Linked DNA regions of Homo sapiens: region 1 is linked to region 2. The links are chromatin contacts, found by Hi-C or POLR2A ChIA-PET in ENCODE. All regions are on one chromosome and are shown on one strand. The core of a region is the stretch at or near the end of the contact, and the rest is flanking DNA. Distances in the headings are between cores, read along the strand shown. Region 1 holds the start of TTC39C (tetratricopeptide repeat domain 39C). Region 2 holds the start of ESCO1 (establishment of sister chromatid cohesion N-acetyltransferase 1).

What was found. A loop is a pair of places that touch in the nucleus more often than their neighbours do. ChIA-PET counts read pairs that join two places held with the same protein, here RNA polymerase II (POLR2A). Pooled maps may share reads with other maps.
Region 1: a pooled map shows a loop between it and region 2 (8-fold over the local background). The contact joins the promoter of TTC39C here to the promoter of ESCO1 in region 2. A Hi-C loop is called at or near these places in 1 of 37 single-sample maps with no recorded cell type and 9 of 50 pooled maps. POLR2A ChIA-PET finds 5 or more read pairs at or near these places in 1 of 52 experiments (activated naive CD4-positive, alpha-beta T cell).

What each region holds. Positions count from the first base shown.
Region 1 is chr18:24,012,563-24,018,934 of GRCh38, reverse strand. It overlaps TTC39C (tetratricopeptide repeat domain 39C), which reads right to left and starts at 4,181. Exons shown (of 14, transcript NM_001135993.2): 1 at 3,897-4,181. The coding sequence starts at 4,063. TTC39C-AS1 (TTC39C antisense RNA 1) reads left to right here and starts at 3,475. Exons shown (of 6, transcript NR_110796.1): 1 at 3,475-3,631; 2 at 5,894-6,018. RefSeq lists silencers at 3,765-3,944, 4,025-4,944.
Region 2 is chr18:21,599,185-21,605,078 of GRCh38, reverse strand. ESCO1 (establishment of sister chromatid cohesion N-acetyltransferase 1) reads left to right here and starts at 4,375. Exons shown (of 12, transcript NM_052911.3): 1 at 4,375-4,456. RefSeq lists enhancers at 42-111, 2,746-2,825, 4,150-4,669, 5,737-5,894.

The sequences.
Region 1 (6,372 bases), core at 2,932-5,431, 2.4 Mb before region 2:
GAGGAAAGCACCGACCATGGGAAACATGGACTGACCAGTGGTAGGAAGAAAATAAGTGCAGAACAAGCCATCCAGTGCAACGGCCTAGCAACACTTGTGAGCCTGCAGTTCTGACCACTCTTTTCCCAATGTCATTTCATGTCTCCACGTGGGTTTTTCCGCTGTTTCCTCTCCTAGGTTTCCGTTTAAACCTCACCACCTCTCACATTCTCCTTTTCTCCTTGCCCCGCCCCTCCCAACTCCTCATTCAACTGATTCTCTTCTACCCCATCATAATGCTCAGGCATCATTTCCTCCACAAAACTGTCCTTCAGGCTGAGTTAGACGCTGCTTCTCTTTTCTTCCACAGGCTCCAGGGGACCATGCGTATGTCTCCCAGCCTCCCTATCACCATCAGCTTTACCTACACCTACATTGCAGCACCGAAATATCTAGCACATGTCTTTGGCACCTAACCCACAGCCTGTCTTATGTGCCTGAGCAACTAAAGGTCTGAGTGCACGTCACATATGCAAACAGTGAGTGAGGAAGGGAATGAGTGTGTGTGTGTGGAGGGGGAGCGACTGCTGCTAGACTAGAGCACTGGGCACTAAGACCAAGATCAGGAACTTGACTTCAGGTGGTCAAGATCACGAACTTACAAACACATGGACTTGGGTTCAAAGCAGAAGCGCCCTCCAGCAGGACAAATCTATCCTAACCTTTGGGAAAACACCTCAAAGTGCATAATGGTGGCTCAGCACCACCAAAGGGCAGTTTGTTGCTACATTATTACTATACTTCCAATAGAAAGGCAGCTACAGTTTCAAATCCCAACCAGGGAGCTGCCCTATATTCCAAAAGAAGGCTTCTAACTGTGCATATATTTCTAATTCCTATATGCATAATATCTGAATTATACAATCCAGACTTGCCACGAATTCAAGAGTGGCCTTCAGGATAATCTGTTTCTACAAAGTAACCATTTCTCATCAGGCAGCTGTTGATAAACTTTCACCATTCTAGTAAGGTGGCATGAGAAAATGACCTTCTTGCTTTAATAAAAAATATTGTTACACTAGATACAAAATACGTTTCTACTGTTAAATTGTAACAATAAGACTCTGGAAGGTTTACTAGTAGAGGAAGGGTGTCCCCCTGTGATAAACAATCATTAAAAAAGGAGACAGAGAGGGTAATTTGCCTATCCCTGTTATGTAGATAAAATGAGCCAGGGGGGTGCTCCTCAAACATTTATCAAGTCACTGCTGAGCCTTCAGCAGGCCATTTAACTTTGGAACAGAAAGGGAAGTTTCCCAATGCATAACAGAGTCTTAAATCCTTCATACGTAATACGTAAGATGAACTTTAAATAGAAAAGCTACCTGCACACAGGACATTGTGTCTTGTACTCGAACTATGCAGTCAAGAAGAAAACACAATACTAGCGGGGAAGGCACCACGTACAGAAGCTAGCTAGAGTTTATTGAGTGCTTACACTTAGTCGGGGCCATGGATTATTTCTTTTCATTCTAACCACCACACGATAATGTGGGTACTCTTACTGTTACTCCTATTTTATAGATAAGGAAGCAAATTTTGAGAAACCAAAGTCAGCAGCCACAAAATGGCAAAAGACTGGAACCCAGGTTGCAGGACTCTGGTCCATGATCACACCTGTATGCAACCGTGCTTTCCAAAACATACATCAGAAGCACCTTTTGGGAGGGGGGAAGAACGCAATGATTGTCCACACCACAAACAAATCAGATGGAGCCAAGGAAAGCTGATAGGATGATACCATCTCTGTCTACCTGTCTTTTTCCCTCCCACCATCTCTAAAAAAGGCTTTTTAACATTGCTGGAAAATAAGGTCTCAGAGCAGATGACAAATTATCATAAATTTAGTGAGGGAAGCAGAATGGTAAAATGAAAAGAGTCCTTGATTTAGAACTATAGTGTTTGTGTCCTGGTCCACAGTAAAAACTAAGTCTCATGTCCCTCGTTACAAAACTGTCATGATAAGATACACCTCACTCTTTTGTTGTCATGAGAATAGTGAGAATATATAAGGGAATGTGTCTAGCACTGTGCTTGGCAGAAAAGAGGTACTACAGTTTTCCCTGCCTTATCTTCAGTTCCCATTTCAAAATACAAGCAGACAGCACCTAGCTATACAAGGTAAATATTCCCTGGACACCTCCAACGCACTCACCCACAGAGAAGTATCTTTGAAGGGGCATCTCTCTGCTGTTGCTGGGAGAGAGTTTTCCAACCACTCATATACTGCCTTCTATTAACAGTGCATAAAATTTCTTAGATAGTGCAAAAATTTCATGCTTTCAATGTAAAGGTAGTATTTTCGCCTACTAAAGAAGGGTTAAAAAAGACCATTAAAATAAATATCACAGGAGACTTCAAAGCAAGAAGTACTTAAACATGCAAGTACCTAAATCATCAACTAAAAAGGGTAAATTTGACTCTACAACTATCTCCATCCTTCTCTCATACGACACAAACTGGTAGTCTAAAAAAGGAATCATAGCACGGTACAGGAAATATTCACACCTTTTTTCCTGAGGGCTTCTTAAAAACTACAAAAGAGAAATTGTGTGACAAGTAAACCTTTTAAATCCCCCATCAACAGCCTTTGATGAAACTCCATCTTGAAACCAGACCTGTATGCTTTAAAAATGAAATGTTCTAAGTAAAGCGAAGTTGTTTTTACTTTCAGACCAAAGGGGGGAAAAAATCACCGATTTAAAAGTAAAAGGGCTTTAGTGAAAAGTTCACAGTTGTGAGATACTTGCTTCGCCATTAAGAAGGTGGAAGCTCTGCTGGGTAGAAACCACCATTCTCTGAGGTCTGAGACTTTAGGCATTCTCATTCTTACAGACTCTGTCTCCCGGTCACAGTTGTACATTGGTCCTCTCATTCCAACCAAACTACAGGGTCTCCATAGCGTGAAGCATGTGGTCCTTAAACGTGTTGGGGAAAGCTGCTAATCAACGTCCTTAAGGCTCGTCAACAATCAGACGGCAAATCACAAACTTGCTTCCTCAACCCGAGAACAAACACTCCAGGTCCCCAAAGAAATGAAGGTTCCTTCCACTCCCACAGGAAAACTACCAGGTTTCAGTTCTTTCGCTTTATTTTTTAAAAGACAAATAAAAAATTAACTGAACACACGTGTTTTCCTACCATTCTCATACTTTTTAAAAATCCCTCCATTTTCTTCCTTCCTTTATTTACGTTGGAAAAATTCTTAATAAATAACGCCTGCTTGAAAGACATCAGGAACTCATTTTGAGGACTGAGTTTGCAGAAGACAAGGCAGAGAGATGAGTGGGCAGAGTTGAGCTGAAATTTTTAAATTCCTGCACGGCAAAGCAATTGTGCGTATCTGTTTTCAAACAATAAAAGCGTCTGGAATTGCACAATGTTGCAGAGCCATGCGAGGCGCGAGGAGCAGGCAGCCGGAGGGCTCCGTGTCACAAAGGCTGCCGGGGCAGCACGCGAGCCAGAGTCACGACAAGCCCGGGTCCCAGGCTCGCTGCTGCCTCAAATCTCATCCGGTCCCAAAGCCAGCTGCCCTGCAGAGAGGAGCCTACCGGCACCGGGCACGTCTGTGGGAGGGCGAGGCTGGGAGAAAGTGAGAGGGGGACTGCGGGCGCGCGGGGCGGGCGCGCGGCGGGTCCCGGGAGGGAAAGGACAACGGAGCCGGGGGTAGGGGGTGGACGAGGAGATGTGGCAGAGGCGCATTCCCTCTGGCTGATCTTGCCAGGGAGGAGACCTGAGGACCGGAATCGGTGACCGACAGGAGGGGGAGGGGGCTCCCGGGGGCCGCAGGTCGAGGCGCGTGAGCCGGACACGAGGTGCGCGCTGCAGGGTTGGGGAATCGGGGACGCGTGGGTCACCTGTATTGTTTGAAAAGCTGGTCCGACTCCCTGAAGCCGTTGTTGAGCAGCATGTTGATGCCGGCCAGGGCCAGCTCCGCGTCCTGCAGGGGCGCCGCCGCCGCCGCTGCCGCGTCCGAGTCTCCGTCGTCCCGCCGCCGCGGCCGCTGCTGCTCCGAGCCGGCCATGGGCGTGCGAGGCCCTGCGCTGGGCCGAGGCGAGATCGGGAGCAGCTGCTGCGGCCCCGCGCGCGCCCGGAGCCCGGCTCTACCTGCCCGGAGCCAAGCGGAGCCGGGAGGGGAGGGGAGGGGAGGGGAGAAGACGGGAGGGAAGAGGAGGGAAGGACCGCGGAGGGAGGAGCCGCGGCCCGGCTGCGGCGCGGCGTGGGAGGTGGGCGTCCGGCCGCCGCCGCGGGGATTACTCAGCAGCACCCGCCCGCTCCTCTCGCGCCCTCCGAAGCACCCAACTCGCGCGGGCCCCGAAGCGGAATCCGTTTCCGGGTGTCTCTCACCCCGCCAAGCCGGTCCCCGAGCGGCGGCCGCCTCCACTTCCTGCAGCCCCCGCGCCCCGGCCCCTCCCGGGTCCCCAAGCCGCGCCTTCGCCCACCGCCCAGGACTGCTCGGACACACGCACGCGAGACCCGGAGACCCGAGCGCCCCACCCTCCCCCGAAGGGGCCGGACCCAGGAGTCGGGAGGAGGGCAAGGCGCGGAGGGAGAACGAGCGTGCGGATGTGGAAGGAAAGGGAAAGGGAAGGGGAACTCCGCCCGGGCCGCTATGCTAGCGCGCGGCGCTTTGTCCACGAGTAACTGAAACTCCACGAGTAACTGAAACCCCACGCAGCCCGCGCCCGCGACCCCAGACTTCATCCCGACCCTGGGGCCGCCCCCTAGGACCAGGGCAGCCAATTCCCGAGGAGGTGGGCGGCGGGGGCGGGGTCTCTGGCACCTGCCCCGCAGCTCCCCGGAGCCCCGCGCTGCGGGACTGCAAGGCAGAGCCCCTCGGATCCCGGTACCACCCACTCCAGCCCGCCACCAACATTTGCGCAGTGGGGCAGGAGGAGAAATGGAGGCCTATATGCCATGTGCCCAAATATTTAAAAGTTATAAATTCAGCTGCCAAAGTGTGTTCTATTCTCACACTGCCAATTATTCTTGCAAAGCTTTGGCGTTCATATGACCAAATGTCAGCAAAACATCAAAAGTGACTGAATTTAACCATTATCACAGAAGTCTCACTGTTCTGATGATGGGCTGGTGATATCTGGATGCCTAATATTCTAGAGACAAGCAATTCATAAATCATCTTTATGTTTTTTCCACAAATTTATTTTTCTCTAATTTAGCAAAATCCCTTAATGTAGTGTTGCAATCAAGATTATGCTCTAATGCCAAATTGGACAACCTTCCTTGAGTCGCTGTCGTTTTTAGAGTGTAGTTTATTAATTTCAACTTGAAGAAACTTTGCTGAAACATTTATAACAGAATTTTTTTTAAATGAAAGCAATCCTCAGGTTTAGAAATAACTCCTGAATTTTAAACATTATGTCATCCATTATCATGGGACCAATATAATAAGTTATTACAGAAAAATGCAAAATAATTTTGTCATGTAAGTTGCTTTTACTTATTTTGTAAATTGTACCATCCCTTATAAGAATATCTAAATCCATACAGGATTTTCAACTTTTATAAATAGAAATTTTAGAGTAATAAGAATTACTGCCACTCCTTAAGTGTCATGTGTAACTGTTGCAAAGCCATGCTAATTCTTGAGTACATCTGGAACCACAAACTGGAACACTGACAGAAGCAAGAAAATGGACGATTCACATCCTTGGGAAACAGTACGTTGTAATGCAGGAGTCACTGCATTCATGCTGTCTGAGAAGAAGGATTTGACAAGCTGACCTTTAAAAGAAAATCTAGGTTTTCTTGGATTTAACATAATGTTAGTCTCAAACATCAGCAGTGTCACCATCCTTCATGGCACTGAGAGGCTGTAACCTTTTGTTTTTAGGGCACTGAGCTAAAGATGAGAAGAAGCGTTCCCTGGAGCCTGCATGGCATCAATCATGAGAATGGATGTTGAGGGTTATGCACCCCACTGAGGCAGCACTGAATGCCAGATCCCAAGTTACAGAGGTGCTTGTATGTTTTTAAATAAATTTATGCGTGTGTGTGTGTGTGTGTGTGTGTGTGTGTGTGTGTTTTGATGGGCAGGGCCCTCAAACGCAGGTCTTAGGGACTGTACTGCTCATTGAGGCCCACATGAGGCCATTGGCATGGAGGGCTCCCCTGGCCACACACTGCCCGAGGTCACCCTGACAACATGCACTTACAGGCTGCTGGAACTTTGGATCTGTGGAACCATTTGCCCAGATCCCTGAAGCAGTCTAGTCAATAAGGGAGAGAAGCCAAGAGCAAAATATCAGACATAGGAGATAGCCTGCAGTCCCCCAACTGAGAAAGACAGCCAAGCACAGTCCTGTATGTCCC
Region 2 (5,894 bases), core at 3,126-5,625:
GGTACACATCAAAGCTGAAACAATCAAAGATGTCCCCAGGACTTTCTTGGGAGATCTCAGAACGGGGGCCACTCTTTTCACTGAAACCAGTTTGCTGTGAACTTATGTAATCTCTGCCGAGTTGTCAGGAAAGCATACTTGAGAATGAAACTAATACAGATGAAAGAAGAGCTGGGCATTGTAGAGTGTCCTGCTGACATCATCTGACATCCTCAGGTTTTAGGATGACCTGAGGTCAGCAGTTCCCCTATAGCTCCTGGTTATGGTAGCAATACTTTTTTTTGTTTTTTTTTTTAAATGTTGCTCACATGAGTTTGAGCTGGATTTCAGTCATTTTCTAACTAAAGAGACCTGACTAACATTTTGTTTGGATTATCAAACACTACTTTCTTTTTCTAAGTTGAATGTCTTCCTACAGTTATCTGAAAAAATATTTTCTTGCTAGTCTTAGACCCCCTTTGAACTAAAACTTGTGATTCTTTCAGTTGTGATCTATAATTCTCTACCTGTTCAATGCTAGGCTTCTCACTAATTGTAAAACTTTTAACATTTAAAAATATTTATTCATTCATTAATAAAAATGCTTTAGATGTAGACATAAGTAACAGTTATATTTCCAAATTATAAGTTATATTTTTATTTTTCTTTTTTACAAAATTTTTAACTTTTATTTTAGGTTTGAGGGTACATGTGAAGGTTTGTTACACAGGTAAACACGTGTCATGGGGGTTTGTGGTACCCATTATTTCATCACCCAGGTATTAAACCCAGTACCCAACAGTTATCTTTTCTGCTCCTCTCCCTCCTCCCACTCTTCCTCAAAAAACTTTAATTCTTTTTTTGTTTGTTTGTTTTGAGATGAAGTCTTTGCCCAAGTGGCACGGTCTCAGCTCACTGCAACCTCTGCCTCCAGGGTTCAAGTGATTCTCCTGCCTCAGCCTCCTGAGTAGCTGGGATTACAGGCAGGTGCCACCATGCCCGGCTAATTTTTGTATTTTTAGTAGAGACGAGGTTTCACCATGTTGGTCAGGCTTGTCTTGAACTCCTGACCTCAGATGATCTGCCCGCCTCGGCCTCCCAAAGTGCTGGGATTACAGGCATGAGCCACTGTGTCCGGCCAACTTTAATTCTTTACTCTTTCCTGAAAGAGACTGTAATCTCAAAGACATTTAAATAATAATGGATTATTATTTAATCAGATTATTATTGTTTCTTAGTAGACAACCAAATTAAATGAACCAAATTCCAAAGCTCATAGATAGAATGCTCTAAAAGAAAACTACCGATAGAAGGAAAAACAAATATGATATAATAGTTCAGAGGAAGATTTAATCAATTACACTACAAATTGAGACTACTGGTATTCATGAATCGGAAGTGAAAAATATCCTTCAAAATGATAAAGAATAATGCTCAAGAAAGTTTATTTTTTCCCATGAACGCAAACTATTTATTCTTTTCACAGAAACTGATTATATATAGTTTTAGAAAAGAAAATAAGGCCAGGCACGGTGGCTCATGCCTGTAATCCCAGCACTTTGGGAGGCCGAGGAGGGTGGATCACCTGAGGTCCGGTGTTCCAGATCAGCTTGACTGACATGGTGGAACCCTGTCTCTACTAAAAATACAAAAAAATTAGCTGAGCGTCATGGCGGGCACCTGTAATCCCAGCTAATTTGGAGGCTGAGGCAGAATTGCTTGAACCAGGGAGACGGAGGTTGCAGTGAGCCAAGATCACGCCACAACACTCCAACCTGGGCAACAGAGCAAGACTCTGTCTCAAAAAAAAAAAAAAAAAAAAGAAAATACAGCATAAATTGCAGGCATGAATTATGTATCGAAAATACATGATTTATTTCGTTTCTTGTTTTTTTAAGGCCACTGGCTGGGATCAGACACCAGGGTCAGCAGAGCAACAAGCTGCTATGGCCTAGGCTCCTGGCCGGAGGGCTATGATTTCATATGGTCTGATATTTGCACGAATTCCTATGCTCCTGATTGAGGCCAATTTAGCACATAGAGTGGAATAGACTACTCAGAAGCAGAGGCCTATTTTGTGAGAATCGACACTCATAAATATGGTTTCTTTGTATGCCAGAATTTGAATTACTATAGACAAAGTAGTTTATCCAACCAAAAGAAGTCCCACCAGTTGTCTGGCAATCAGAAGACGAAGATGAAGGGAAACATAGGTCAGGTCTCCTGATAAATAACCAGCTTTTAACCAGACCAGTAGTTTACTCCTGTTCCCCCGCCCCACCCCCCGCCCCCAATTTGAGCTGTTTGGCATATGTCATTAAAGTGTGTATCAGGGACTGGAGCTGAAGGTGGAAGCAGCGGACAGGTCTTTGCCAAGTAACACAACTATGGTAATGTGAAGAATGGCCTCACCCATCAATACCTCCCAAACAGCTGGGATTACAAACGTGAGCCACTGCGCCCAGCCTCGTTTTTGTTTTTAAGCCATAACATCTCCCTGCGCAAACTGACAGGCAGCTCACTATTCGTGGAAGATGAATTGTCAGAAAAACATCAGGTTTGACAAACTTAGAGCACATTTTGGTTGTACTTGGCTTCAAAGAAGGAGGGCAGGAAGGGGAAAACCCATTTATGATCACCTCTTCCCATTCTGAAATGCAGAAGTACCGAACTAGCCTCACAGTTCCGCAAATAAGCAAAGGGTAGCACAGAACATATGTTCAAAAGCAGTCTAGTAGCCGGAGCAGTGGCTTAGGCCTGTAGTCCCAGCGCTTTGGGAAGCCAAGGAGAGAAGAGAGGATCACTTGAGGCCAGGAGTTCGAGATCAGCCTGGGCTGGTCTCAGTGAGACCTTATCCCTACAAAATATAAAAAAATTAGCCTGGCGGCCGGGCGCGGTGGCTTACGCCTGTAATCCCAGCACTTTGGGAGGCCGAGGCAGGTGGGATCACAAGGTCAGAAGTTCGAGACCAGCCTGGCCAAGATGGTGAAACCCCGTCTCTACTAAAAATAAAAAATTAGCCGGGCATGGTGGCAGGCACCTGTAGTCCCAGCTACTCAGGAGGCTGAGGCAGGAGAATTCCTTGAACCTGGGAGGCGGAGGTTGCAGTGAGCCGAGATCGTGCCATTGCACTCTAGCCTGGGTGACAAGAGTGAGACTCCATCTCAAAAAAAAAAAAAAAAATTAGCCTGGCATGGTGTCGTGGGCTTCATACATGCAGTTCTCAGGGAGGCTGAGGCAGGTGGGATCGCTTGAGCCCAAGTCGAGGCTGCAGTGAGCCGTTACTGTGCCACTGCACACCAGCCAGGGCTACACAGCAAGATCCTTCCTGTCACAAAAGAAAGAAGTGTGGGAACCATGAATCCTAGTGATAGAATCTTGGATTCTATCTCTAGAGGCGTCCAAGAGCGAGCCAAAGCTTTGTCTGAACACTCAGTCTGACTAAGTCTAGCAGAATATTTTACAATTTCTGATGATTCTTGCACTCTGATACACAGGAAGAAAGTGTGCAAGGAGAGGGCGAAGCCCTGCATTTTTTGGAGGTGCTGGAGGGCAGTGTAGGGACTGCACCCTCCTTTTTTTTTTATTTGAGACAGGGTCTCACTCGTCCAGACTAGAGTGCAGTGGCCCAGTCTCAGCTCACCACAACCTCCGCCTCCCAGGCTCAAGGGATTCTCCCGCCTCAGCCTCTCGAGTAGCTGGGATTACAGTCGCACGCCACTACCACCCGGCTAATTTTTGTATTTCTAGTAGAGACGGGGTTTCACCATGTTGGCCATGTTGGCCAGGCTGGTCTCGAACTCCTAACCTCAAATGATCCACCCGCCTCTGCTTCCCAAAGTGCTGGGATTACAGGCGTGAACCACCGCGCCCGGCCCCACCCTCCTTCTTTACATTGGCTCATATGGAAGACCAAAGGCACTTGGATTATACATCGCAGACAGAAGCAGCCAAAACCTACATGGCAACCAGTTGCGACAAATTTCCAAGGTAAACCACAACCGCTGGGGGCCTGGGTGGTTTTCAGCTCAAAGCGATGACCCCAGGAACGACAAGCGGCCGCCGCTAGGGGGCGCCGCCACTTCCCTGCCAGGCGACCACCCGCGGAGGCGCGCGCGCTAGGCCTCCCACCGCGCCTGCGCTGAGGATGGACACTAGCTCGCCTTTCCTCGACGCCCAGCCGTCCGGGCCGGGGTGAAAAACTGCGTGACACGCAGTGAGCGTGGCGGCCATCTTCGTCTTCTGGGCACGTCAGCTGAGCCGGTTAGGGCTGAAGAGGAGCGTTGCGCAAGCGCACCCAAGACGGTCACAGGTAACTCCCATCTGACGAGCGAGGCGTCGCCGTCGTCGCCGGAAGTTTGGTGTTTGCGCCGCGGGGGAGGCGGCGGCCGCAGCAGAAGCAGCTGAGTGTCTCCTGATACCCGGATGTGAGGCGATCCGCTGGCGCTAGTCTGACCCTCCGCCAGGCAAAAGGAAGGTACGCGAGCGTCCCTGACGGTCCCCGCCGCCTGTGTCTTCACCTCTCTTTTGCCAGCCCCTTCAGGGAGCGGACAGTTCTCCCTCTTCCTGTTCCACCCTCGGTGGCGTGTTGCCTCGCACGCCCCTTCCTACTGCTCCGGTCCCAGCTCTTCGCGCCCCTGGGAGGGAGGTGGGAGGCTCTAGGCTCCAAGACGCCGTCGCTTGAGGTAGGCAGCTAACGTGCTCGCGTGTCCGCGCACCACCTGCCGCTGTTTGCTGGGCGGTCGAAGTTCATAAGGGGTCGTGACCGCCGACGGGGCAGGGCCGGAGTTCCCAGCACTGCCGCGAGGGCTCCGGGAGCCCCGAGGTGGCGCGCAGCCATTGCTAGCACCGGGGCAGCGCCAGTGCTGGTCCCGCAGGTAGCTCCGGGCCCCGTCTCCGCCCCCTGCGTTTTCTCTTCCCGGCGCTTCACCGGAGCCAGTCCCTCGCCGCCTCCTGGCGCAACCCGCTGACCCGGCCTGAGCCTGGAGGCCTCTGCAGTTTGCGGGGCGCGATGTGGGGTCTTGGTTTTACAGCCTTCAGTTTGGGAGGGGAGCGGGCCCAAGGTCATAGAGTAACTCATGCTGCAAATGGGGGTCTCGGCACAGGTAGGGCGGCTCTGGAGTAGAAATGAGTGCATTGAGGGCCGCAGTGAAGTTTATAGCGATGGAGAGAGGCGAACCAAAGAGAATTGGGTCCTCGATTTTTATCACGGGTTAAGATTATTTTACTATGGGGGTTTATTTTGCACAGGCAGAATGGGATAGCAAGTCCAACAATTCGAAGACTACCTCCTCTCCCTCCGCCTCTCAATGATGCGTCCGAAAATCCGGCGTGTGCTTTATTTTCCGGGGCGATGGGGACGCAGCGGGGACCAGGGGAGGGAGGAAGAGGAGGAGGAAGGAGCTCAAGCTTTGCGATTTGAGAAGTACTATGAACCATGTTTTCTGTAGTCTTAGCTGCAATGAGATTCCTTTAAACAGGAATCGCAGCACACAGTATCTAGATAGTATTACAAAACGATATCTCAATAAATAAGCTTCGCAGGAAACAAAAGCGCTACTTGGTGGCATAAGGTGTGGTTAGTCCCCCCACCAGCATTGGCTTTTTTAAAAAAGTGGATAAAACATAGATTTCAGTTGAAAACATCCAGGTTGCAGTGAACTATGCTATATTCACTTTGTCTTCTGGTCAAGTACTTAGTTTCTGCTTTACACAGGACACCAACACGAATAAAGTTTTAAGTTATTATTTTATTTTGAGACGGGGTCTCGCTCTGTCGCCCAGACTGGATTGCAGTGGTGTAATCACTGTTCACTGCAGCCTTGACCTCCCTCCCCGGCCCCAAGCAATCCTCCCACCTCCGCCTCCCTGAGTGGCTGAGACTACAGGCGTCCGCTACCATGTTAGGCTAAGTT